Linked DNA regions of Homo sapiens: all the other regions are linked to region 1. A link is a loop called in an ENCODE intact Hi-C map of the cell type or tissue named here. Cell type or tissue: CD4-positive, alpha-beta T cell. All regions are shown on one strand.

Region 1 (8,000 bases):
CATTTCTTCTGAATGTCATCCCTGAGATTCTAAACCTTCTGAGTAGGAGTAAGAAATCAACATGAAACCTGAGAGAAGGAGCACAGCAGTGCTGTGGACAGAGAGTGCAGACCCTGAGAGTGGGAGCACACACACGACAGCCTCCCCCAGCACGTGGCTCTCCCCAGGTTGCACAGGGCCCTTCTCTGAACTTGAATAACGTGGACTAAAGGAGAGCTGTCATTTCTTATAGAATGTATCAGTTAGCAAAAAAATCAGGTTGAAAAATCTACCCCTTTACATGGCAGAACACTGGGGAGCTGGTAGAAATGAGTTGAGTGGTGAGTGATGAGTCATCTTCTGTTCCCTGATGGGATTTTCCACCTGCCCACTTTAGGGGAACTCCATGCTCTTGTGGCAGCAGGTTCACAAAACTGGAGGCAGTTCCCCCTTTCTAGGATCTCCGTTCATCTCCTGAGGCCGCACATCTGCACACACCATCCTCACTGGGCAGCTATTACTTCGTGACACAAAGTGCCAGGCACTGCACTTGACACTTTACCCACGCTGTTTCCATTGGTTTTGCACAAAAGCTCTACGAGGTAGGTGCAACCGTTCTTATTGTACACGGAAAGGAAATGTGGCTTAGGGAGATCAAGTATTCACCCTATGTCACAAAGCTAGTGAGTGGAGGAGCTAGAATTAAAGCATAAGTGGGTTTAATATCAAAATCCCTTGTCTTAACCACTGAGCTATACCGTTTCCCTCACTGTGATGCAGCAACAGCCACGCATTTCACTGCCATTCATGGCCTCACAGCACCCAGTGCTGTGCAGAGCTGCACATCAATCAACACTTCTCACGTAAGGGCTTCAAAAGAACTGTTGAAACAGACAACTTACTATGAAAGCCCAGCAAAAGACGTGTCCCAAACAATGCCTCTTCATGTGAATGGAACAGGAGGTTCGTGACTGGTCTCCTGAGAAGGTGGAAACACTAACCCAGGAAGGCAGCTCAGGACCAGAAGGGAGCACCAGGATGTTGTCTGGGACAAGGAAGAGCCAGGCCCATTTCCTAGGGATCAGGGAGGTCGGCGACATCTGAGGCCCCAGGTCGCTGCCGGGTTCTCGGAGCCCACGCTGACTCTAGACTTCCTTGGCTCTGAAATGCAGGTGGGTGTGGGCTCTGCCACCTGCCGGGGGGTCAGCAGTTGCCTCTGCGAGTTTCGAGGGGAGAAACCTGAGGGGCTGCAGCAGCCCTGCAGAGGGAGTGGGAGTGGCAGCATAGTCCATGTTCACTCACAGCTCCCAGCCTCCTCCAAGGCGGGCCAAGGGGAGAGGCAGGTGCTTCTACCATTAGCATCTGACATGAGGGATAAAGTAGCTGAAATACAGGGGTAAAAAACTATTTCCACAGGGCCAAGCAGAAACAAAAATAAAATTTTTATTCATATTGGCGTTTTGTTATAATGCGTATGTATTTTTACCTTTCCCTATTTCGGGTTGTCAGCTCTCTCCCTTCTGAATAATCACTGAAACAGCAAGCATGGTATTTGACTCTTAATGGGAAGGCAGGGTGGGAAGGGAGGCAAGCAACATTTGCCTTTTATTATTTTTCTTCTTCTTTAAAAGAATCTAACAAACACATCTACTCTATGCTGTATTTACTGTGCTTCAATAGCAGGTAAGGGAAGAGGATGTGCTTGCGTGTGTAATTAACCAAAACCTTCCCAGGATCAAGAAGTCTGTGATGAATAGATTCACTATGCTTTTAAATTTTAAAAAGTGAAATTTTAAAAAGTGAAAACTGACAGAAGTACTCAGACACAAGTAGAGTTAAAAATCCTGAAGCCTCCTTGCTATGACGCCAGCCCTGCTCAGTACGTGACGGAAGGGAGGCTCACAGGGATGGTGTCTGCGACCCACTCAGCTCTGCCATTTACCATCACCTGACTTTAAGCCAGTGTCTATTTTGTAGGGCTGCTGTGGGGACCAATATGAGCTGAGAGCTCTGCCAGGCACCCTACATGATATACCTGTAAGGGAGCGTCCTTCTGCGGCCTGAACCTGAAGCTCTTCAGAGGGACCCATGCTGGGCTCTGAAGAAAGTGACTCACCTTGGAGGAGCAAGGGCAGGTCACATTCCATGATGAGAAATTCTCACACCACCCTCCTTCATATTTGACTCACATCATGCAGCATGGACTTCCACTCCAGTAAATGAGTCCTCATTTGTGGGCTTAAAAATCTTTTTGTTACCCAGCTATTTGGTTCTTGTCAACGCTACTTCCTGAATAAAGGTCTTCCCTGATAGTAGGAACAAGTGGCCCAAGCTTCATTCATCTCTAGATAAATGTGAAGGCCGTGCTCAGCACAGGAGTCAGCTGACTGGCTGGGCCCCAAATTAGAGTGCTGTTAATAAGTGCCAACCACCCGCCATCACAGCTGGAGCTGCCCTGGCATTGATAGCTGGTCCACACTCATTTACATTCTCTTCACGCAGCCATGCAGCTACTGTAGGAGGCTGCAGATGCCTGTTTTTTAACCAACAAACTGGTTCACTGCAGATGTGAATTTTGGTTGTACTTCACGGCTGTAAAGTTAAAAACAGCAAATGCTACAAAGAATAGGATGGGAACCTAGAAAGGGCAGAAAAACAAGCAGGGAAGAAAGCTGGCAGGTGAGAAAAGATAAATAAATACAAGTGACATTGGGAAAAGATGGGTGGTTACACAACCACACACACATTTGCAGTTTCCACGAAAAGACTACACCAGATGTTCTTCAGTTACTCTGATTAAACTCTCACCACCTGATGGTCTCTCGTCGTTAGCGCTTGCTTCATGAGTGTGCCTAAACCTCCACCTTGTGGCCCTAAGTTTCTGGAAAACTTGACTTACACAGCTCTGAGTTTATAAAGCAAAGTTATGGCTGTGGCAAGGCAGAAAAGACTCAACAGTGAAACTTCTGACCCTAAGAATACATATTCCAGAAGCATCACCTTCAAATCTCCTTTTATGTAACACTCTTCAGTCTCACACCAAACACACCCAATTCATTCCTAAAAGCAGCACACTGAAAACAAACTAATGAATTCTTTATCTGAGAACACACAAGGGAGCTGAGAGCCTTGACAAAAGCATTCCATCATATCAATGAAACAAAGACTCTCTCCATTTCATCAAAGATACAGTGTCTTATTCTTCAGGGATTCCAGAGGACTGATTCCAGCCATTCAAGTCCTCCTCCAGAGGCCGTCTTATATTAATACGTTTATATTAATGCCGTATTAATATAAACGCCTCATTTCAGAGCGACAAGTTCCTGAAAAGCCAACTGGAATTTATATTACTGGCAAAGACACTGCAATGAGAAAGCAGGTGCCCTTAGTCTCACACGGGTCAAAATTAGCTTGTGGCTCATGTCTTAAATATCAGGAATCCTCAAGGATTAGCGACTGCTTTAGCCATCTTGCTACAAAGAATGGCATAAGGAGAATTTGCACAACTGAGAAAGGTAAAAGCGTATGCGCTAATAACATGGACTTCTTAGATAAAGTCTAAATGCACGTAGCGATTTGCTTTGGTACTGAGCCCAAAAGAACTGTGTCAATTCTGCTTACAAAACAGTGTTTTGCTGACACATACTTTTCAAACACCCAAGAGGAAGAAAACCCTTTCCTCATGGAGCATCTGTGCCACCTAGTGGCAACTCGTTCCACAGCCCACAAATAAGGACAGAAGATTAGGCATAAACTCTCCTTTCTCATCCAAAGGACAAGGTGGGGACTTCTCTCATTCCTCTGGTGGTCACTGAGCCAGCTCCACCAGGCCGTCACTGCCTCAGGTCCCCATATAACATTTTTCACTTTATTTTCCATGATGGGCCAAACACCTACAATCCTTACCCTAACATTAGAAACTAAAATGTGAATGCTGTTATCCATAGGTGAAAGTCAAGTTCTGAAACATACTGTAATCCATCATGTAATCATAACACACATTCTCTCCACTGCAAAACGTTGCTGAGGGGCATAAAAAGATGTGAATAAATGAAAAAACATACTTTAAACTTAGCATGGCCCAGCATTTCTAAGCTAATAATAATCTCCCTGATGGGCACCTTACCCCTCTCCTCCTCTTTCCTCCTTTTGCTGCTCATTTCAGACTCCAAAATCTTTTTCCAGCCTAGATCTCTCCCTGTGTTACTGACCCGGATCACTGATCTAGGGTCACTGATTTATGGAGCACCTACTATGTGCCAGGCATTGTAAAAACACGTACACACTGGATGTCTCCCCTAAAAACTCAACATGTCCAAAACAAAAGTAATCTCTCCTGAATCTTTTGGATTCCATTTCCAGTTTTGTAAACAGCATCATCAACTACATAGTGGTCCAAACCAGACACGCCTGTGAGACCTCTGGCTTTCTCCCCACCTTCACATGCAACATATCACCTTCTAATCCTCTACCTCTCAAATCTGCTCCTGTTCTCCAACTCCAAGGGCAGTTATGGTCCTTATGATCCTTATCAGTCAGGATGTGCTAGGTTATGCTGCTGGAACAAACTCAAACCTCAGTAGTTCAAAACAGACTTTGTTCTCACTCATGCTGCACATCCCTCTTGGCAGAGGGAAAAAATGAACCATATGCCCTTTAAAAAAAACTGCGGTAGGCTGGGCACGGTGGCTCACCCTGTAATCCCAGCACTTTGGGAGGCCAAGGCAGGCAGATCACCTGAGGTCAGGAGTTCGAGACCAGACGGACCAACATGGAGAAACCCCGCCTCTACAAAAATACAACATTAGCCGGGCGTGGTGGCACATGCAGGTAATCACAGCTACTCGGGAGGCTGGGGCAGGAGAATTGCTTGAACCTGGGAGGCGGAGGTTATGGTGAGCCAAGATCATACCATTGCACTCCAGCCTGGGCAAGAAGAGCGAAACTCCATCTCAACAAAAACTAAAACAAAACAAAACAAAACAAAACAAAACAAAACAAAACAAAACAAAACACCACTCTGGGAGGCCGAAGCAGGTGGAGGATTACGAGGTCAGGAGATCAAGATCATCCTGGCTAACATGGTGAAACCCCGTCTCTACTAAAAATGCAAAAAATTAGCCGGGCATGGTGGCATGTGCCTGTAGTCCCAGCTATTCAGGAGGCTGAGGCAGGAGAATCGCTTGCACCCGGAAGGTGGAGGTTGCAGTGAGCTGAGATTGCACCACTGCACTCCAGCCTGAGCAACACAGCGACACTCCATCTCAAAAAAAAAAAAAAAAAAAATTGTGGTGAAAACACACAATACAAAAACTACCCAATTAACACATTTTTAAGTGTACAGGGTCTGTTAGCAAAATGTTGTACAGCTGATCTCTAAACAACTTAATCTGGCATGACTGAAACTTCCCACTGCACAGTGACTCCCCACTTTGCCTTCTCCCAGCCTCTGGCACCCAGGGTTCTACTTTGTGTTTCTATGAGTCTGACTACTTTAGATCCTGCATTTAAGTGGAATCGTGCAGTATCTGTCCTTCTATGACTGGCTAATTGCACTGAACACAATGTCCCTCAAGGTGGTTTATCTGTGTTGTTAGTATGTGCCAGGAGTTCCTTCTTTTCAAAGGCTGCATAATATACCAAATTTTAACCATTCATCTGTTGACGAACATGTCAGTAAGTGGTTTCCATCTTGTGGCTACTGTGAATAATGCTGCAATGAACACAGGAACATGCTGAGATCCTTTCCCAAAGGATTTCAATTCCTTTCCACCGGCTGCCTTTTCACTCTGTTGATGGTTTCCTTTGCTGAAAGCATCTTAGTAGTCACTTGCCTGTTTTTTGCTTTTGTCACCTTGTTTTTGGTATTATACCCAGGAAATCATTGCCAAGACTGATGTCATGAAGCTTTCCACCTACGTTTTCTTCTAGTTTTTATAGTTTCAGGTCTTACACTTAAGTCTTTAATCCATTTAAAGAGTTGATTTTTGTGTTATGATATGAGATATGGTATCAGCGTCTAAGTTCATTCTTTTGCATGTGGATATTCAGTTTACAGAGCACCATTAATCAGAGACTACCTTTTCCCCCGGTGGGTGTTCTTTGCACCCTTGTTGAAGATCAGCTGATCATAAATGTGTGGATTTATTTCTGAGCACTGTATTATGTTCCATTGGTCTACATGTCTGCCTGTTTAAATTACTGTAGCTTTGTAATAAGTTTTGAAGTCAGGAAGTGTGAGGCTTCCAGCTTTGTTCTTCTTTCTTAAGACTGTCTAGGATATTTGGGATCCTTTGTGGTTCCATATGCATTTTAGGGATGTCTTTCCATTTATTTATGTCTTCTTTAATTATTTCAGCAGTTTTTTATAGTTTTCAGTGTATAAGTCTTTACCCACTCCTTGGTTAAGTTGTTCCTAAGTATTCCAACTTTTTTGATGTATTATAAATTAGATTTTCTTAATTTCTCTTTTTGGAGTGTTTGTTAGTGTACAGGAACGCAACTGATTTTTATGTGCTAATTTTGTATCCTGCACCTTTACTGAATATATTAATTCTAACAAGTTTTTTTGTGGAAATTGCAGATTTTTCTATGTATAAGATCATGTTATCTGTGAACTTGCACGGATATAGATGCTTTTGCTTTTTCCTGCCAAATAGCTCTAGCTAGGGCTTCCAGTGTTATATAGCATGGAAGTGGTGACAGTGATATCCTTGCCTTGTTCCTGATCTTAGTAAAAAAAAGCTTTTCAGTGTGTGTGTGTGGTTTTTTTTTTTTTTTTTTTTTTTGTGACAGAGTCTCACTCTGTCGCCCAGGCTGGAGTACAGCGGCACAATCTCTGCTCACCGCAACCTCCACCTCCCTGGTTCAAGCGATTCTCTCCTGCCTCAGCCTCCCAAGTAGCTGCGATTACAGGCGCACGCAACCACACCCAGCTAAATTTTTGTATTTTTAGTAGAGACAGAGTTTTGCCATGTTGGCCAGGCTGGTCTCGAACTCCAGAATTCAGGTGATCCACTTGCCTCGGCCTCCCACAGTGCCAGGATGACAGGTGGGAGCCACCATGCCCGGACAGTGTGTTTAGTTCTCATACTTTGTGAATTTTCTTGCTGTTTGTGATTTCTAAGTGTATCGCCTTGTGGCTGGAAAAGATACTTGGTATGATTTTGATCTTAAATTTGTTAAGACCTGTATTATGATCTAATATTCTCCATCCTGGAAAATGTTCCATGCGCAACAGAGGAGAAAAAGTGTTTTCTGTGCCTGTTGGCTAGAATATTTTGTATGTGTCTGTTAGGTCTATAGTGTTGTTCAAGTCAGCTGTTTCCTTACTAATCTTCTGCCTGGTGGTGCTAACAATGATTGAAAGTGAGGTATTGCAATCTCCTACTATTTTTGTGTTATTTTTCCCTTCGGCTGTCAATATTTGCTTCACATATTTGGGTGCACTGATGTCGGGTGCATATACAGATGGTCTCCAACTTACAATGGTTTTACACTTTTTGACTTTACTGTGGTGTGAAAGTGATACACATTCAGTAGAAACTGTAATTCAAGTACCCATACAATCATTCTCTTTTTCACTTTCAGTACAGTACTCAATAAATTACATGAGATACTCATACTTTATTCTAAAATAGGCTTCCTGCAAGAAGATTTTGCTAAATCGTAGGCTAATATAAGTGCTCAGGCTTTTGTTTTCCTTTTTTCAGGAGCTTGCAAGCTCTTGCTTCTTCTGGTGCCTGTCTGAGGTATCACAGGCCCTCTGGAGCTGCTGTAAGCTGCCCAGCTCTTTTTTGGCCTCAGCAGCTCCAAGGCATCTAGAGTAGGTTGGGTTCTGCCAGCAGTGAGTTGGGTGAGACAGAAGCCAGTCCCTCAGGCAGCCCCTTGAGAAGCCCAAATGCTGAACACATGCTCTACTCTTCCCCTGGACCCAAAAAGCAGCCTTCGAGGTGCACTGGACTCTGCCTACTGTACCGTGGGTCCTCTGGCGCAGTACAAACCACCCAGCTTTCTCTTGT
Region 2 (8,000 bases), 130 kb after region 1:
GTCCTAATACCTTTTTTTTTTTTTTTTTTTTTTTTTTTTTGAGATGGAGTCTCGCTCTGTCGCGCAGGCTGGAGTGCAGTGGCATGATCTCGGCTCACTGCAAGCTCCGCCTTCCGGGTTCATGCCATTCTCCTGCCTCAGCCTCCCGCATAGCTGGGATTGCCAGTGCCTGCCACCAAGCCTGGCTAATTTTTGTGTGTGTGTGTGTGTGTGTGTTTTTAGTAGAGACTAGGTTTCACCATGTTAGCCAGGATGGTCTCGATCTCCTGACCTCATGATCCGCCCACCTCGGACTCCCAAAGTGCTGGGATTACAGGAGTGAGCCACTGCACCCGGCTAGTCCTAATACATATGTTAAATACAAGGAGTGAAACTTAATGACATTTAGCTCAGGTGGCTTCCACAGAAAAAAGAATAGGGAGCATCTACCCCCATTGTCCAGTCTGTGTCTTCCAGAAAAAGATATTTAAAAAAGAGAAAAAAAGAGCAAAACCCCAAAGGTAAAAGAGAATGAGCAGAAATTTAAAAAGAAGGGAGGAAGATGGCCAGGCGCGGGGGCTCACGCCTGCAATCCCAGCACTTCGGGAGGCCGAGGCAGCAAGATCACCTGAGGTCAGGAGTTCAAGACCAGCGTGGCCAACATAGTGAAACCCCATCTCTACTAAAAATACAAAAATTAGCTGGGCGTAGTGGCACGTGCCTGTAATTCCAGCTACTTGGGAGGCTGAGGCAGGAGAATCACTTGAACCCAGGAGGTGGAGGTTGCAGTGAGCTGAGATCACGCCACTGCACTGCAGCCTGGGTGACACTGTCTCAAAAAAAGAAAAAAATCTTTTACTGTGATGGAAGATGTATTGGTTTCTCTTCCTTTTGTCTTTTTGGTTTTGGATTTTGTGTTCGTTTGCAGCGCATCTCCGTGACATACACTTGCTGATGCTGACCTGAGATGGAATTAATATCTGTTTGTTGCTGAGATGGAATTAATATCTGTTTGTTGCTTTGCTTCTTTTCAGTGGGTTGTTTTTTCCGTTTCCATCTCTGGCTAGTCTTGAAGGCTAGACTTGCGTAGGAGAGCAGACACGAGGACATGAGCCAGTTCTGCTGAGCTGTTACTGTGTAAGGAGCAGGGAGCGCTGGAGGGTGGTTGAACCGTGTCCAGCCAGGAGTTGAGTGGGCGGTGGGCTGGTCACCATGGTTACCGCAGTGGGCCACTAGCTTCACAATTCCGTAGCATCGCTTTGTGCTGCGAATGGGACCTTCCGCTCTTGATCCCCTCCTTGTGTTGACGGCTGCTGCTTGCATCTCCAGGCCTGTGGGTGGAGGGGTTCTCTTTGTCTTCTCAGTCCAGGGTGGGCCCTGGGTCTCTGAGTCACAGTGATCCTGTCCCTCCCCTCGTGTCAGGAGACCTTTAAGCCTGAGCCCAGGATATATTCCTGTCCCTGGTTCAAGGAGGAAGGCACAAGGTCTTGCCTGTGTTCTGGTGGCAACAGGGTTGACTGCCATTCCCCTGGCAGCTTGAGGCTTTTGTTCCTCAGAAGAGAAAGTTCGGGAGGGGGCTTCGCATGTTTCCCTCCACGGCAGCCGCATCCCTCCTCCAGACCTTCACTCCCAAGGAAGTCTCTCTGGTCTTCTGCCCAGCCCCGATCTTTCTCGTGAGCACCCAGAGAGCATTTGTATTAATCAGTTTATTTTTATGTTTGTTTTTTTTGATATGGAATCTCGCTCTTACCCAGGCTGGAGTGCAGTGGTGTGATCTCGGCTCACTGCAGCCTCCACCCCCTGGGTTCAAGCAATTCTCCTGCCTCAGTCTCCTGAGTAGCTGGGATTACAGGCATGCACCACCACACCCAGCTAATTTTGGTATTTTTAGTAGAGACAGGGTTTTGCCATGTTAGCCAGGCTGGTCTCGAACTCCTGACCTCAAGTGATCCACTCACCTTGGCCTCCCAAAGTGCTGGGATTACAGGCTTGAGCCACTGTGCCTGGCCCAGAATTTTTTCTTTATAGATGTATGTTTACAAACTTATTACATGTGCTGTAGTTTGTAGTCGATGTATACAGACAAGAAACAGGCCAGGCACAGTGATGCATGCTTGTAATCCCAGCACTTTGGGAGGCCAAGGCGGGAGGATCTCTTGAGGCCAGGAGTTCGAGACCAGCCTGAGCAACATAGCGGGACCCTGACTCTACAAAAAGCATATATATATATATATGTTTTGAGTTTTTAGACGGAGTCTCACTCTGTTGCCCAGGCTGGAGTATAGTGGCGCAATCACAGCTCACTGCCACCTCCACCTCCGAGGCTCAAGCGATTCTCCTGCCTCAGCCTCCCAAGTAGCTAGGATTACAGGGACAAGTCACAGGAAGCCAAGATTGTGCCGTACCACTGCACTCTAGCCTGGGCAACAGAGCCAGACCCCATCCCCCAAAAAGTTTTCTTATCATTTTTTGGGGGGATGCAAGCTCGCTTTGTTGCCCAGGCTGGAGTGCAGTGGTACAGCACAATCTCGGCTCCCTGTGATCTCTGCCTCCCAAGTTCAAGAGATTCTCCTGCCTCAGCCTCTTGAGTAGCTGGGATTACAGGCATGTGCCACCACACCTGGCTGATTTTTGTATTTTAGTAGAGATGGGGTTTCACCATATTGGCCAAGCGGGTCTTGAACTCCTGACCTTAGGTGATGCACCTGCCTCGGCCTCCCAAAGTGTGGTGATTACAGGCGTGAGCCTCTGCATCTGGCCTGTTTCTTCAGAATAGATTTCTAATAATTACATTTTTGGGTAATGGGTGGGGATTGTAGTAAATTGCACATTGGTTACTGAGACATAGATACACATATTCATTAAGAAAAACTCCAGTCAGTCGTGGTGGTTCACCCCTGTAATCCCAAGGTTTTGGGAGGCTGAGATGGGCAGATTGCTTGAACCCAGGAGTTTGAGACCAGCCTGTGCAATACAGTGAGACCGCCTTCTCTACCAAAAAATTTAAAAATTAGCTGGGCGTGTGACACACCTATAGTCCCAGCTTCTCGGGAGGCTGAGGTGGGAGGATCGCTGGAGCCTGGGAGTCCAGGGCTGCATTGAGTTCTGATTGCATCGCTGCATTCCAGCCTGGGTGACAGAGTGAAACCCTGTCTCAAAAAACAAAACAAAAATCCAAGTCAGGCCTCATGAGATTGAGTCCCTATGACATTTCCAAGGTGAGGGCTTTGCTCTGATAATGGGGATCCTTCAGAGAAGGCTTTCTCCCACCTGTGCCCGCGAGGCGGGGGGTGGGGGTGGTCTCAGCAGTTGATCGGGAGCCCACGGGCAAGCGTGGCCTCTCATATCCTCTCTCCCCACTCTGATGTCTGCCTTCACAGATACCTGCTTTCCCACAACAGCAAGGAAGAACCATGGCCCAGGTGAGTGTGGCATTTCTTTCTACTGCACTTTTTCAGCAGGGATTTTGGATGCTCATAAGAACATGACTAATAAAGGCTGGGTGTGGTGGCTCACACTGGTAATCCCAGCACTGTGGGAAGCCAAAGCGGGTGGATCACTTGAGGTCAGGAGTTTGAGACCAACCTGGCCAATGTGGTGAAACCTTGTCTCTACTAAAAATACAAAATTAGATGGGTGTGGTGGTGGGTGCCTGTAATCCCAGCTACTTGGGAGGCTGAGGCAGGAGAACCACTTGAACCTGGGAGGTGGAGATTGCAGTGAGCTGAGATCATACCACTGCACTTCAGCCTGGGTGACAGAGTGAGACTCTGTCTCAAAAAAAAAAAAAAAATCTGATAAAATGCAAACAGAAGTCAGGATCAGTGAAAACAGGAAGAGAATGGAAGGTCACGGCTGTGGGAAGGACAGGGTGGAGAGACTGTAGAGGCTGCTGCAGTTGTGAGATGCCTTGTAAATTCTTTTTTGAGACAGAGTCTGGCTCTATCATCTAGGCTGGAGTGCAGTGGCATAATCTCGGCCCACTGCAACCTCTGCCTCCTGGGTTCAAGCAATTCTCCTGCCTCAGCCTCCTTACAGGCACCTGCTTACAGGCACCTGCTACCACACACAGCTAATTTTTGTATTTTTAGTAAAGATGAGGTTTCACCACGTTGGCCAGGCTGGTCTCAAACTCCTGGCTTCAAGTGATCTGCCCACCTCGGCCTCCCAAAGTACTGGGATTACAGGCGTGAGCCACTGTGCCCAGCCCGATGCCTTGTAAATTTATATCTGACATTCCTGTCACTTAAAAAAGGCAGGCAGATTCCATCTAATATATGACTTGTGTTGTCTGTTTTGGACAACCGTGTCTAATTCTCGGGGGGAATACAGCTCTTTCAAGATTTAAAGATGTATTTGATCTTTGTATGTAAGATGTGGCAGACCCGTTCCTCAATAACAACCACCTTGAAAGAAACACAACAGGAAATCTCTTGTGACTTTTCTTCCTCTCTGTATAAACAGCAGATATTATGCCAAAGCAGCCGTCTGTGATTCTGGTTGTTTGGGGATGCCGAACACTCAGGTCTACAGAGACAGCCTTGTGTGGTGCCAAGTGACCTGGATGTAACACTGCATTATCTAGAGGAACGAATGAATGAACTGCGTGTTCTTGAAACAGCCTGCCATGTGTACCGCCACACCACCCTGAACGTGCCTGATCTTGTCTGAAATTGCTTGCCATAATGGGTTTTATTTTTTTAATTAAAAAATTTTTTTGAGATGGAGTCTTGCTCTGTCGCCCAGGCTGGAGTGCAGTGGCACTATCTTGGTTCACTGCAATCTCTGCCTCCCGGGTTCAAGTGATTCTCCTGCCTCAGCCTCCGGAGTAGCTGGGAATATAGGCATGTGCCACCATGCCCGACTAATTTTTGTATTTTTAGAGATGGAGTTTCATCATATTAGCCAAGCTGGTCTCGAACTCCTGACCTCAGGTGATCCGCCCACTTGGCTGTTAGCTCTCTTTGCATGTGAGTGACATCAGTGTTTTCCATCAGCCTGGAAGCATTCTCCTCCTCCTGCTCTGAACCCCGGGTTCTAGGAATGTGTGAGTGTGGAGTGCACTGGTTAGAAGTTCTAATCCTTGAAGTTGGAAGAGCCAGAAATCCAACTAGAAGTAGGTTAGGATTAAAAAAAAAAAAAGTAATTCTAGAACTTTGGGAAGGTGAGGCAGGAGGATTGCTTGAGGCCAGGAGTTCAAGACCAGCCTGGGTAATGTGGCAAGAGCCCATCTCTACAAAAAATAGAAAAATTATCCAGGTGTAGTGGCACATGCCTGTACTCCCAGCTGCAGGGGAGGCTAAGGTGGGAGGATCACTTGAGCCTAGGAGGTCCAGGCTGCAATGAGCTGTGATCGTGCCTTTGGACTCTAGCCTGGGCAACAGAGGGAGAGCCTGTCTCAAAAAAAAAAAAAAAAAAAATCTATAAGGCAGCATGCGAGTCCTGGGAAGAGCAGGTGTGCAGTCAGGCTCCAGAGGCATCCGGCAAACCAGGTATCGCCAGGAATCTTTCTTCCCTGGTCTGTGCTTCTGTGACTTTTTTTTTTTTTTTTTTTTTGAGACGGAGTCGCGCTCTGTTGCCCAGGCTGGAGTGCAGCGGCGCAATCTCAGCTCACTGCAAGCTCCCCCTCCCGGGTTCACACCATTCTCCTGCCTCAGCCTCCCCAGTAGCTGGGACTATAGGCACCCGCCACCACGCCTGGCTAATTTTTTCTATTTTTAGTAGAGATGGGGTTTCATCATGTTAGCCAGGATGGTCTCAATCTCCTGACCTTGTGATCCGCTCACCTCAGCCTCCCAAAGTGCTGGGATTACAGGCATGAGCCACTGCACCCGGCGCTTCTGTGACTTTCTTCTCATGCTGACTTTGTCAGTGTGCCCAGAAATAGTGTAGCCCCAGCTCCTCTCCTCACAGCTGCAAGTTCTGCCACGGTGAGGGACTGAATCTCCCTTCAGTGATCCAATTTTGAAAGCTTTTCGGGGAGGATTCTGTTGGTCCAGCCTAGCTCAGGTGTATTAGGCCCTCTGACCAGGCAGCTGTGCACAGGGGCAGGAAGGGGCTGGTCCCAGAGGAAGATGAGGCCTCGTGAACATTACCACTGTCCACTCCAGGAAGGAAAACGTTCACAGAGCCTGGGTTTCTTTGTGCTTTGTGAAGCCAGGGATGTCTAGGTGTTTCACACCAGAAATGTCTCAGAGCAGTAGGAGAGGCTACAACAAGGTGGCGAGCCACACCCACCCTGTCTGTGAAGCTGGAGGTTTCCCTTGTTGTCTTTGTCGGAAGCCACTGTTTTTTGTTTTTTGTTTTTTGGAGAGTGAGTCTCGCTGTGTCACTCAGGCTGGAGTGCAGTGGCGCGATCTCAGCTCCCTGCAACCTCTGCCTCCCGGGTTCACGTCATGCTCCTGCCTCAGCCTCCTGAAAAGCTGGGAGTACAGGCGCCCGCCACCACGCCCAGCTAACTTTTTTGTATTTTTAGTAGAGATGGGGTTTCACCGTGTTAGCCAGGATGGTCTGGATCTTCTGACCTCGTGATCCACCCGCCTCGGCCTCCCAAAGTGCTGGGAGTACAGGCGTGAGCCACCGCGCCCGGCCAGAAGCCACTGTTTTGTAGAAAGCCGAGTCCCACTGGGAATGACTCCCTGTTAGGGGAATCTGTACTAAAGATGACAATGACTGGGTTAAATGCTGTCTGTCCAGCACTCCGTGGTCTCTCTGCTTTTCATATGTTATATCATGAATAAACCCATGAGAGGCATATCTATAGAAATTATATATTTACATGGAAATTTTATGTTTATATAGAAATTAGATATGAATAAATTACATAGAAATTAAGACATTATGTAGACATTGTATGTGTATGTATAAAAACTACATAGACTGTCTATATATATACTAGACATGTATGTAAACTACATAGACTATATATATATATATATATATATATATATATATAATGTATATACATATACATACACTACATAGACTCGTGATAGCTCACGCTTGTAATTCCAGAACTTTGGGAGGCTGAGGTAGGCGGACCACCTGAGGTCAGGAGTTCGAGACCAGCCTGGCCACATGGTGAAACCCGTTTCTACTAAAAATACATAAATTAGCTGGGTGTGTGCCTGTAATCTGAGGTACTCAGGTGGCTGAGGCAGGAGAATCACTTGAACCCAGGAGGCGGAGGTTGCAGTGAGCCGATATTGTACATTGCACTCCAGCCTGGGCAACACAGTGAGACCCTATCTCAAAAAAAAAGTCACTGGCTTCAGCAGCCTTTAGCCCTTGGTCATAAGTTTTTCTAGAGATCAGAGTGTGGTCTGGAAGAGAACCCAGGCTCTGTAGGGTGATTGGGGCTCTGGGCTTCTTTGTGGATTGCCTCTCCCCACTCCCACATAGCTCCCGGTCCCTGCTGCTGCCCCCGGGCTGTGCCCTGCTTGTTGCCCCTCCTCTGCACGCGCTTGTCTCACCACTGGGGACAATTTGGGTCGCCCATTTGCCTATGAACATCCGTCATCACCCCAGCAGCATGTGTCCAGGGGGCCCACCACAGCTCTTTATACCCAGCATCCCCCCTTGACCTCTGCCACAGTGATGAAAGCCCCCCGACTCTCACATACTTTTTTTTTTTTTTTTTTTTTTTTTTTTGAGACAGACTCTTGCTCTGTCACCCAGGCTGGAGTGCAGTGGCACGATCTCGGCTCACTGTAAGCTCCGCCTCCTGGGTTCAAGTGTTTCTCCTGCCTCCCGAGTAGCTGGGATTACAGGTGCCTGGCACCATGCCCAGCTAATTTTTTTTTTTTTTGTATGTTTAGTAGAGATGGGGTTTTACCATGTTGGCCAGGCTGGTCTTGAACTCTTGCCCTCAAGTGATCCACCTGCCTCGGCTTCCCAAAGTGCTGGGATTACAGACGTGAGCCACCCTGTCTGATCTCCTTCAAATTATTTAAACTTTGATTAAACAACATAGTGAGACCCCAACTCTACAAAAAATTTAAATAAAACCAGCTGGCCTATGC
Region 3 (8,000 bases), 310 kb before region 1:
CTGGTCCACTGGGCCGATGTCTTCTCTCCAGCACCGCCTTGTCAATAATCATGCCATTGACAACACCCACAAACAAAAGGGCTACCCGATACCTGTTCTCTCATCCAATCATTCAAACAGCACTCCCAGCCGGAGCAGTGGCTCATGCCTGTAATCCCAGCATTTTGGGAGGCCGAGTTGGGTGGATCACGAGGTCAGGAGTTCGAGACCAGCCTGATCAACATGGGGAAACCCCATCTCTACTAAAAATACAAAAAATTAGACGGGTGTGGTAGCAGGCGCCTGTAGTCCCAGCTCCTCAGGAGGCTGTGGCAGGAGGATCTCTTGAACTCAGGAGGCAGAGGTTGCAGTGAACCGAGATCAGCCTGACCAACATGGTAAAGCCCTGTCTGTACTAAAAATACAAAAATTAGCCAGGCGTGGTGGCGCACGCCTGTAATCCCAGCTACTCAGGAGGCTGAGGCAGGAGAATTGCTTGAACCCGGGAGGTAGAGGTTGCAGTGAGCCAAGATTGTGCCACTATATACTCTAGCCTGGGCGACAGAGCAAGACTCCATTTCAAAAAATAAATAAATAAGTAAAATACAACCAACAATAAAAAAACAGCTCTCCCACACAGGCATCAGGTCTCTGCTCTCCCGTCTGTAAAATGGACCTAATGGGCTTAATAGGCCGGGCACAGTGGCTCATGCCTGTAATCCCAGCACTTTGGGAGGTCAAGGTGGGACGATCGCTTGAGCCTAGCAGTTCAAGACCAGCCTGGGACACATGGTGAAACCCCAACTCCACCAAAAACGAATACAGTAGTTAACCGGGCGTGATGGTGTGCACCTGTAGTCGCAGCTACTCAGGAGGCTGAGGTGGGAGAATGGCTTGAGCCTGGGAGGCGGAGGTTGCAGTGAGCTGAGATTGCACCACTGCACTCCAGTCTGGGCGACAGAGCAAGACCCTGTCTCAAAAAAAAGGGCCTAACAGTCCCTCCCCCGGGCAGGGCTGGCTCTGAGGCTGAAGTGAGCTGAGTGTGCACTGGGCTGTGGTAAGCACCCTGTGTGTTTGTGGTCATCACTAGGATTTGTTGGCCAAAGAGAAAAGTCTCAGGGACAGAGAGGTAGTGAGCTGGTGGCAGACAGTCCCGAGAGGCAGGCTCTCCTCATCCAGACCCTCTGGCATCTGCCTTGGCTGGTTAAAGTGGGAGGCTCAGGTGCGACCCCAGCCTAGAAGGCCCACTCTGTGCAGGCTGGGCACCCTCGTGCCTGGATTCAGATGCCTTCCCCAGAGTGTCCAGGAAGAGCAGACTCGCTGACCTCATCTGTACAATGGGCAAAGTACTGTAAGGACTGGATGGGGTCCTGTGACTAGAGACGCCTCTGGCTGAACCTGTCTCCTCCTGGGCTGAACACAGCAGCCGCAGGATTCGGGATGACGGTCAGACCTGGCCCCGCAGGAGGAAGTGGAGGGAGAGTGGCTGGGGAGGGCCGGAAGAGCCCTAAGCCTGCAGCAGGAGCTCCAGGGCTGCAACCTTCCAGGAACCACGAGCACCTACAGGACACCTGGGAGGAGGAAGGAGGAAGGAGGGAGGAGGGAGAAGGAAGTACCTAGCGCCCAACATCCAGAACCTGTCAAAGCCAGAGAAGACAGAGGAGCTTGGAGGTCTGCAGGCCCATTCCTTTGCAGGCAGAAAATCAAAGTGAGGCTCTAGAGAAATCCAGAATCTGCTCACGACCCCGGGGAAGCCAGGCCTGCAGAGCCCCTACATTGAGGGGCATGGCTGCAGAAATGCAGAAGAAAAGGCCCCAACAGCCCCAGGTCCCCCCGCTCTGGGAAATTTTTTTTGTGGAGATGGGGTCTTGCTATGTTGCCCAGGCTGGTCTCGAACTCCTGCCCTCAGGTGATCTTCCCACCTCCACCTCCCAAACTGTTGGGATTACAGCTGTGAGCCACCATGCCCGGCCTGCTCCTGTAATTATTAATGAGCCTACTGTGTACCAGGGATACAGTGCTGAGTAGATCACACTAGGCCCTGAACTCAGGGCTCACTCCGGTGGGAAAGCGGGTAGTTCATGAATGATGAGATAATCTGTCGTCACAAGCAAGTGATGGAAGTGGGTGCGGAAGAGGGGGTCTCTGAGCTGAGCCGGAGGAGGACTGGAAGGTGGTCTGTGGCATGGGGTGTCAGGCTGAAAGGAGAGGAAACAGCTCATACAAATGCCCTGTGACAGTGACAAGAAGAAGCCCTGAGCGTTTGAGAAACAACAGGGAAGCCAGGTGACCTGGGACCCACCAGCCCCAGCTCAGCGATGACAACAGAGGGGCACATGAAGTGGCCAGAGTGGCTGGGACGTCAGCCCAGCAGCCCTCAGCCCCGACCCCGGCATGTTCCTTACCTTCATGGGCGTGGGCGGCCCACAGCTGCACCATGGGCAGGTTGCTAGGGGTTGGGGAGCGGAAAGACAGGTCAGAGGGCAGTGGCACTGGGCTCCCATGGGACGAGGCCGAGGGCCCCATCCCGCTGGCCACAAAGCTGCCCAAGAAGGCCTCGCCTGCAGAGAGAAGTTGGGAGGACCGTCAGGCAGACAACCAGGGAGGCGCCGCCGCCCCAGCCCACCGCCCCGACCCACCGCCCCGAGACCGCCGCCTCTCCCCAGCTGTGTGGAGCTGATGCTGGCCAGGAGACCAAAGAGGGTTCCCCTGCTCCGGCCCCACCCCTGGGCTGCAAGATGGTCCTGGATCAACCCAACCAGACCCAGGGCTTGAGAAAGCACAATACGGCAGGAAGCCCCCCACAGCAGACCCTCAGCCCTGGGCACCCCGCACCCTCGGAGGAGGGCCTTCCACCCCTGCCGCCCAACCAGCCCAGATCCGGCCCGGCACCATTCTCCCCATCTGCAGGTGGAATCCTGAAGTCGGTGGCGCACTGGGACTTCCAGAGGCCACAGGGCAAGGCGGTGGGGGACTTACAGGCGGGGGGCTCATATGCTGAGCTCTGCAGGCCCAGAGAGGACACCCACCCTCCAGCCAGAGAATCACCTCCCACAGCAGCCCTAGCCAGCCCCGTGTGCCCATTTCACAGAAAAAGAAGGTGAGGCTCAGAGATGGGAAGTGCCAGGTCACACAGCCAGAAAGCAGGGACTCAGAATGCAGCCCTGCAGGGTGTCCCCCAGCCCATGGCTGGCACCACCGAGCCACAGTGGCTTAGGGAATGAATCCGTGATGAATGGAGCGGCAGGCGTGGGGGCCGCTAAGGGAGCCCCGTGGAGGGCAACCCCTCCAGACAGCAGGCCCCACCCCGGGGTCACTGCCAATAGGGGCCACGGGGCAGACTGCTGCTCAGAAACATGATGGAAATCAGCAGGGCCTGGGTGGAAGCCACAGCCAGCCCCGCCATGCCCCACGTGGCCAGGCCCACATCGGACAGGGTGCCTCCCAGCTGCCACCCAGGGGCTCTGTCCCACGAGCCCCAAACGCCATCCCCTCTAAGGGAAGACCCTGGCAGGCCTCTGGGTCACAGGTCAGAGAGAAGCATGCAGGCCCTGGCGCACGGGGCTTCCCTTACCAGGTCTCGGTTTGCACATCAACAAAATGGAGATAAACATGCCTCCCTTCGGGAATGATAGGGAAGGAAGCATGTGTTTAACCACAATGACAATATAATGAGGCCGAACACGGTGGCTCAAGCCTATAATCCCAGCACTCTGGGAGGCCAAGGCAGGCGAATCACAAGGTCAGGAGTTAGAGACCAGCCTCACCAACATGGTGAAACCCCGCCCCTACTAAAAAGACAAATACAAAAAATTAGCTGGATGTGGTGGCGGGCACCTGTAGTCCCAGCTACACGGGAGGCTGAGGCAGGAGAATCGCTTGAAGCTGGGAGGCGGAGGTTGCAGTGAGCTGAGATCGCTCCACTGCACTCCAGCCTGGGCGACAGAGAGAGACTCCGTCTCAAAAAAAAAAAAAAAATGCTAAAAATTAGCTGGGCGTGGTGGCGGGCACCTGTAATTTTAGCTACTCGGGAGGCTGAGGCAGGAGAATCACTTGAAGCCCGGAGGCGGAGGTTGCAGTGAGCCGAGATCGCTCCACTGCACTCCAGCCTGGGCGACAGAGAGAGACTCTGTCTCAAAAAAAAAAAAAAAAAAATGCAAAAAATTAGCTGGGCGTGGTGGCAGGCACCTGTAATTTTAGCTACTCGGGAGGCTGAGGCAGGAGAATCACTTGAACCCAGGAGGTGGAGGTTGCAGTGAGCTGAGATCGTGCCACTGCACTCCCGCCTGGGCAACAGAGTGAGACTCCGTCTCAAAAAAAAACAATATAATGATAAATAATGACAACAGGCCGGGCAAGGTGGCTCTCGCCTATAGTCTCTGGAGGCTGAGGCGAGAGGATGGGTTGAGCCCAGGAGCTGGGAGACTGCAGTGAGCTGTGACTGCAATTACAACACTGCACTCCAATCCAGGCGACAGAACAAGACCTGGACTCAAAATATAAATAATAACAATAACCAGCCATGGCACCCATTCGCTAAAAGCTGGAATGCACCAGGCACCGTGCAGCTGATTTCAAATCCTCCCAGCAACACCCTCAGGAGGTGGCAGCAAAGCACCTCCAGCTGGGTGCTACCACTGGCCAGCCCCCAGCGGAGGGATTCCGTGTGTACCCTAGAGCTACCTCCTTTAAGGCCCTGTGTTGTGAGCACTGTTTACAGGGGGCATGGATAAGTTATGTGGCTTTGCAGGAGATGTGGGCTCCTAGATGGCCCCGGTCCAGCCTGTGGGAGCTCACAGATCCCAGTCCAGCCTCTGAGTCCCCAGTGCCTCCCTTCTCCCCAATAAAGGGCCTGTATACAAGTGCTCACTGACCGCCTCCCAGGGGCACAGGATCCCAGAATATCCAACCCATCTTCTTTGGGGTACATGTGGGGAAACTGAGGCAAAGAAGGGCAGGGCCTCCACCTTGGGCCCCAAAGACAGGAGTGGGCAGAGCAGCAAGGGGTGCCCTCGGGCCACACGCCATCACCACCACCCCGTGTCCGGCCCCCAACACTCCAGTCCAGCCAGGCCCAGCCCCCTCACCGGACTCCAGCGCCAAGCCCTCGGGCCCCGGGGCCTCGGTGGCCAGTCAGTTCATCCATGCGGCCCAAGCCGGGGCAGCAGGGCCTCCAAGCCCTGCTGAGCCCCGGGCTTCCGCCTTGCTGTGGCAGGCGGGTGGGTAGAAGGCTCCGGAAGCCAGCAGCCAGGGTTTGCGCAAGAGCTTACATCAGCCGCCAGCTCTTCCTGCCGCAGGCTGCACGGAAGCCTAATGGCCCAGGCCGGCCCCTGCCCGGGCTTGTGAAACCCGCCCAGCAGCACCCAGGCCCGGATGCCAGCCAACGGCTCCTGCCCACCACAGGGCTCAATGGCACCCAAAGCCCCTCCTCCCAGGCTGGGCGGGGCAGCCGGGAACCCCCAGCATCCCCAGCAAGGCAGTGCCGTTCTCAGTGCCTCAGTCTGCCACTCTGTAAAATGGACACACAATCCCCACTCAGCTATGGCGATGAGGCCAGCGTGCCACCCCCCTCACCTCACTCTCCAGAACAAACAAACTTCTCCCTGGTCACGTCAGGAGCCTGCCCCTTTCCCGCCTGGCCCGTCAGGCACGAACTCCCAGGCCTCCTAGAATGCTCCTCCTTCACTCCCACCTCGGGTCTCCCTGGGCCCCAGAGAAGCCTCCAACAGCCACACGACCCAAGCAGGCCCCAAGTGACCTGTGACCACCCACAACCCCTCGGAAACAGATCTGCCAGCCTCCTTGTGGATTTCATGCCTCTGTCTTCCCCGAGAGACAGTTCCCTCCTTGAGGGCGGGGACTATCTTCCTTACTTCCTGCCATATCACAGTGGCTGGAACCTGCCACCTGTGACCTGCCACCCAGGACATACTTCTATTTGGGATTACCCAATTGCACGAGTGTTGTTTCTTTTTTTAGAGACAGGGTCTCACTCTGTTCAATTCACCCAGGCTGCAGTGCAGTGGCTCGATCATAGCTCGCTGCAGCCTCCAACTCCTGAGCTCAATCAATCCTCCAGCCTCAGCCTCTTGGGTAGCTGGGACCACAGGCACACATCATCAGGCCCAGCAAAAAAAAATTTTTTTTTTTTTGAGATGGGAGTTTCGCTCTTGTTGCCCAGGGTGGAGTGCAATGGCGCGATCTCGGCTCACCGCACCTTCCGCCACCCGGGTTCAAGTGTTTCTCCTGCCTCAGCCTCCCAAGTAGCTGGGATTACAGGTATACCCCACGACGCCTGGCTAATTTTGTATTTTTAGTAAAGATGAGGTTTCTCAATGTTGGTCAGGCTGGTCTCGAACTCCCAACCTCAGGTGATCCACCCGCCTCATCCTCCCAAAGTGCTGGGATTACAGGCGTGAGCCACCGTGCCTGGCCACCCAGCTAATTTTTTTCTTTTTCTTTTTTGCAGAGATGAGGTCTTGCGATGTTGCCCAGGCTGGTCTCAAACTGCAGGCCTCAAGCAATCCTCCTGCCTTGGCCTCCCAAAGTGCTGGGATTACAGGCATGAGCCACCGTGCCCGGCCTCTTTTCTTTTTTTTAAAGACAGGGTCTCTCTCTGTTCACCCAGGCTGTAGTGCAGTGGCTCAATCATAGCTCACTACAGCCTCCAACTCCTGAGCTCAATCAATCCTCCAGCCTCAGCCTCCTGGGTAGCAGGGACCACAGGCACACACCATCACACCCCACTAATTTTTTTCTTTCTCTTTTTTGTAGAGATGGGGTCTTACTATGTTGCCCAGGCTGGTCTCAAACTCCTGGCCTCGTGCGATCCTCCTGCCTTGGCCTCCCAAAGTGCTGGGATTACAGGCATGAGCCACCCTGTCCAGCCATAAATGTGATTTCCAATGTTCCCAGGGCCAACGCAAAGAGATACACATTAGGGTGAGGAGAGGATCAAGGCATCCCGCAACTCACAAAAGAGGCTCTAAAATAAACCCCGAAGAAGCACAGCCCATGCCAGGCCATCCTGCCTGGTCTCCTTCCATCTCTAGACTATACTCCAAGCCCCCACAGTGCCCCCCTGCCCCACCCACTGCTCACACCCACACCCAAGGACCGAGCAGTTGCCATCCCCCCGTTTCACCAAGAAGGATGCAAGCCTCAGGGTGCCAGGGGGCACTGAGTTAGGCCCAGAGCTCACTGGCCTCTCGAAAGACTTGACTGGAATCCCTCATACCAACCTGCGGTATGGGGGTCTCCCTGCCTCTCGCCCTAGGCTGAGCTCAAGACCTGGCTCCCCAAATCAAGTAACTGGCTGCCGCCTACTCACCCCAGTTATTATCTCACCCGACACCTTAGAAGCTAAGACCAATGACCGTCAAAACCTAAAACACACACCTGGGCACAGTGGCTCACACCTATAATCCCAGCACTTTGGGAGGACGAGGCGGGCAGATCACTTGAGGCCAGGAGTTCAGCCTGGCAGACATGGTAAAACCCCATCTCTACCAATAATACAAAATTAGCCGGGCGTGGTGGCACACAACTGTAATCCCAGCTACTCAGGAGGCTGAGGCAGGGGAATTGCTTGAACCCAGGAGGCAGAGGCTGCAGTGAGCCAAGATCGCGCCACTGCACTCCAGCCTGGGCAACAGTGCGACACTGTGTCTCAAAAACAAAAACAAAAAAACCTAAAACACACAGCCGGCACGATGGCTCACACCTATAATACCAGCACTTTGGGAGGCCTAGGCGGGTGGATCGTGGATCACTTGAGGTCAGGAGTTCGAGACCAGCCTGGCCAACATGGCGAAAACCACCCCCCGCCCCCGCCCCGTCTCTACTATAAATACAAAAATTAGCTGGGCGTGGTGGCAGGCGCCTATAGTCCCAGCTACCTGGGGAGCTGAGGTGGTGCGATCATGACTCACTGCAGCCTCAACCTCCCGGGCTCAAGCAATCGCCCCACCTTTGCCTCCTGAGTAGCTGGGACTGCAGGTGTGCACCACCATGTACAGCTC

The links. A loop is a pair of places that touch in the nucleus more often than their neighbours do. Peaks named below come from ENCODE experiments on the same cell type or tissue, not always from the same donor. Only the 100,000 strongest peaks of a DNase experiment are listed, where the experiment ranks them.
Region 2: it touches region 1 in a loop (2.2-fold over the local background); 3 of 110 quality-filtered maps call a loop at or near these places.
Region 3: it touches region 1 in a loop (1.8-fold over the local background); 6 of 110 quality-filtered maps call a loop at or near these places.

The regions. Positions count from the first base shown.
Region 1 is chr7:5,700,975-5,708,974 of GRCh38, forward strand. The region is part of intron 13 of RNF216 (ring finger protein 216); the gene reads right to left. Among named protein-coding and RNA genes, the nearest start is that of MIR6874, 6.9 kb to the right of the region's middle. RefSeq lists enhancers at 233-512, 976-2,175, 7,663-7,732. In CD4-positive, alpha-beta T cell, CTCF peaks have their summits at 3,705 (motif pointing left) and 3,913; DNase peaks (open chromatin) are centred at 367, 787 and 3,667; H3K27ac peaks cover 277 bases.
Region 2 is chr7:5,830,168-5,838,167 of GRCh38, forward strand. It overlaps the pseudogene ZNF815P. Among named protein-coding and RNA genes, the nearest start is that of OCM, 47 kb to the right of the region's middle. RefSeq lists an enhancer at 1,253-1,753. In CD4-positive, alpha-beta T cell, no CTCF peak of the experiment used is centred here; DNase peaks (open chromatin) are centred at 3,420, 4,354 and 6,234; H3K4me3 peaks cover 295 bases; H3K27ac peaks cover 3,760 bases.
Region 3 is chr7:5,392,056-5,400,055 of GRCh38, forward strand. It overlaps TNRC18 (trinucleotide repeat containing 18), which reads right to left. Exons shown (of 30, transcript NM_001080495.3): 3 at 2,385-2,540. Among named protein-coding and RNA genes, the nearest start is that of TNRC18-AS1, 23 kb to the right of the region's middle. RefSeq lists an enhancer at 5,577-5,946. In CD4-positive, alpha-beta T cell, CTCF peaks have their summits at 4,630 (motif pointing right) and 4,831; DNase peaks (open chromatin) are centred at 4,606 and 5,316; H3K4me3 peaks cover 1,701 bases; H3K27ac peaks cover 1,606 bases.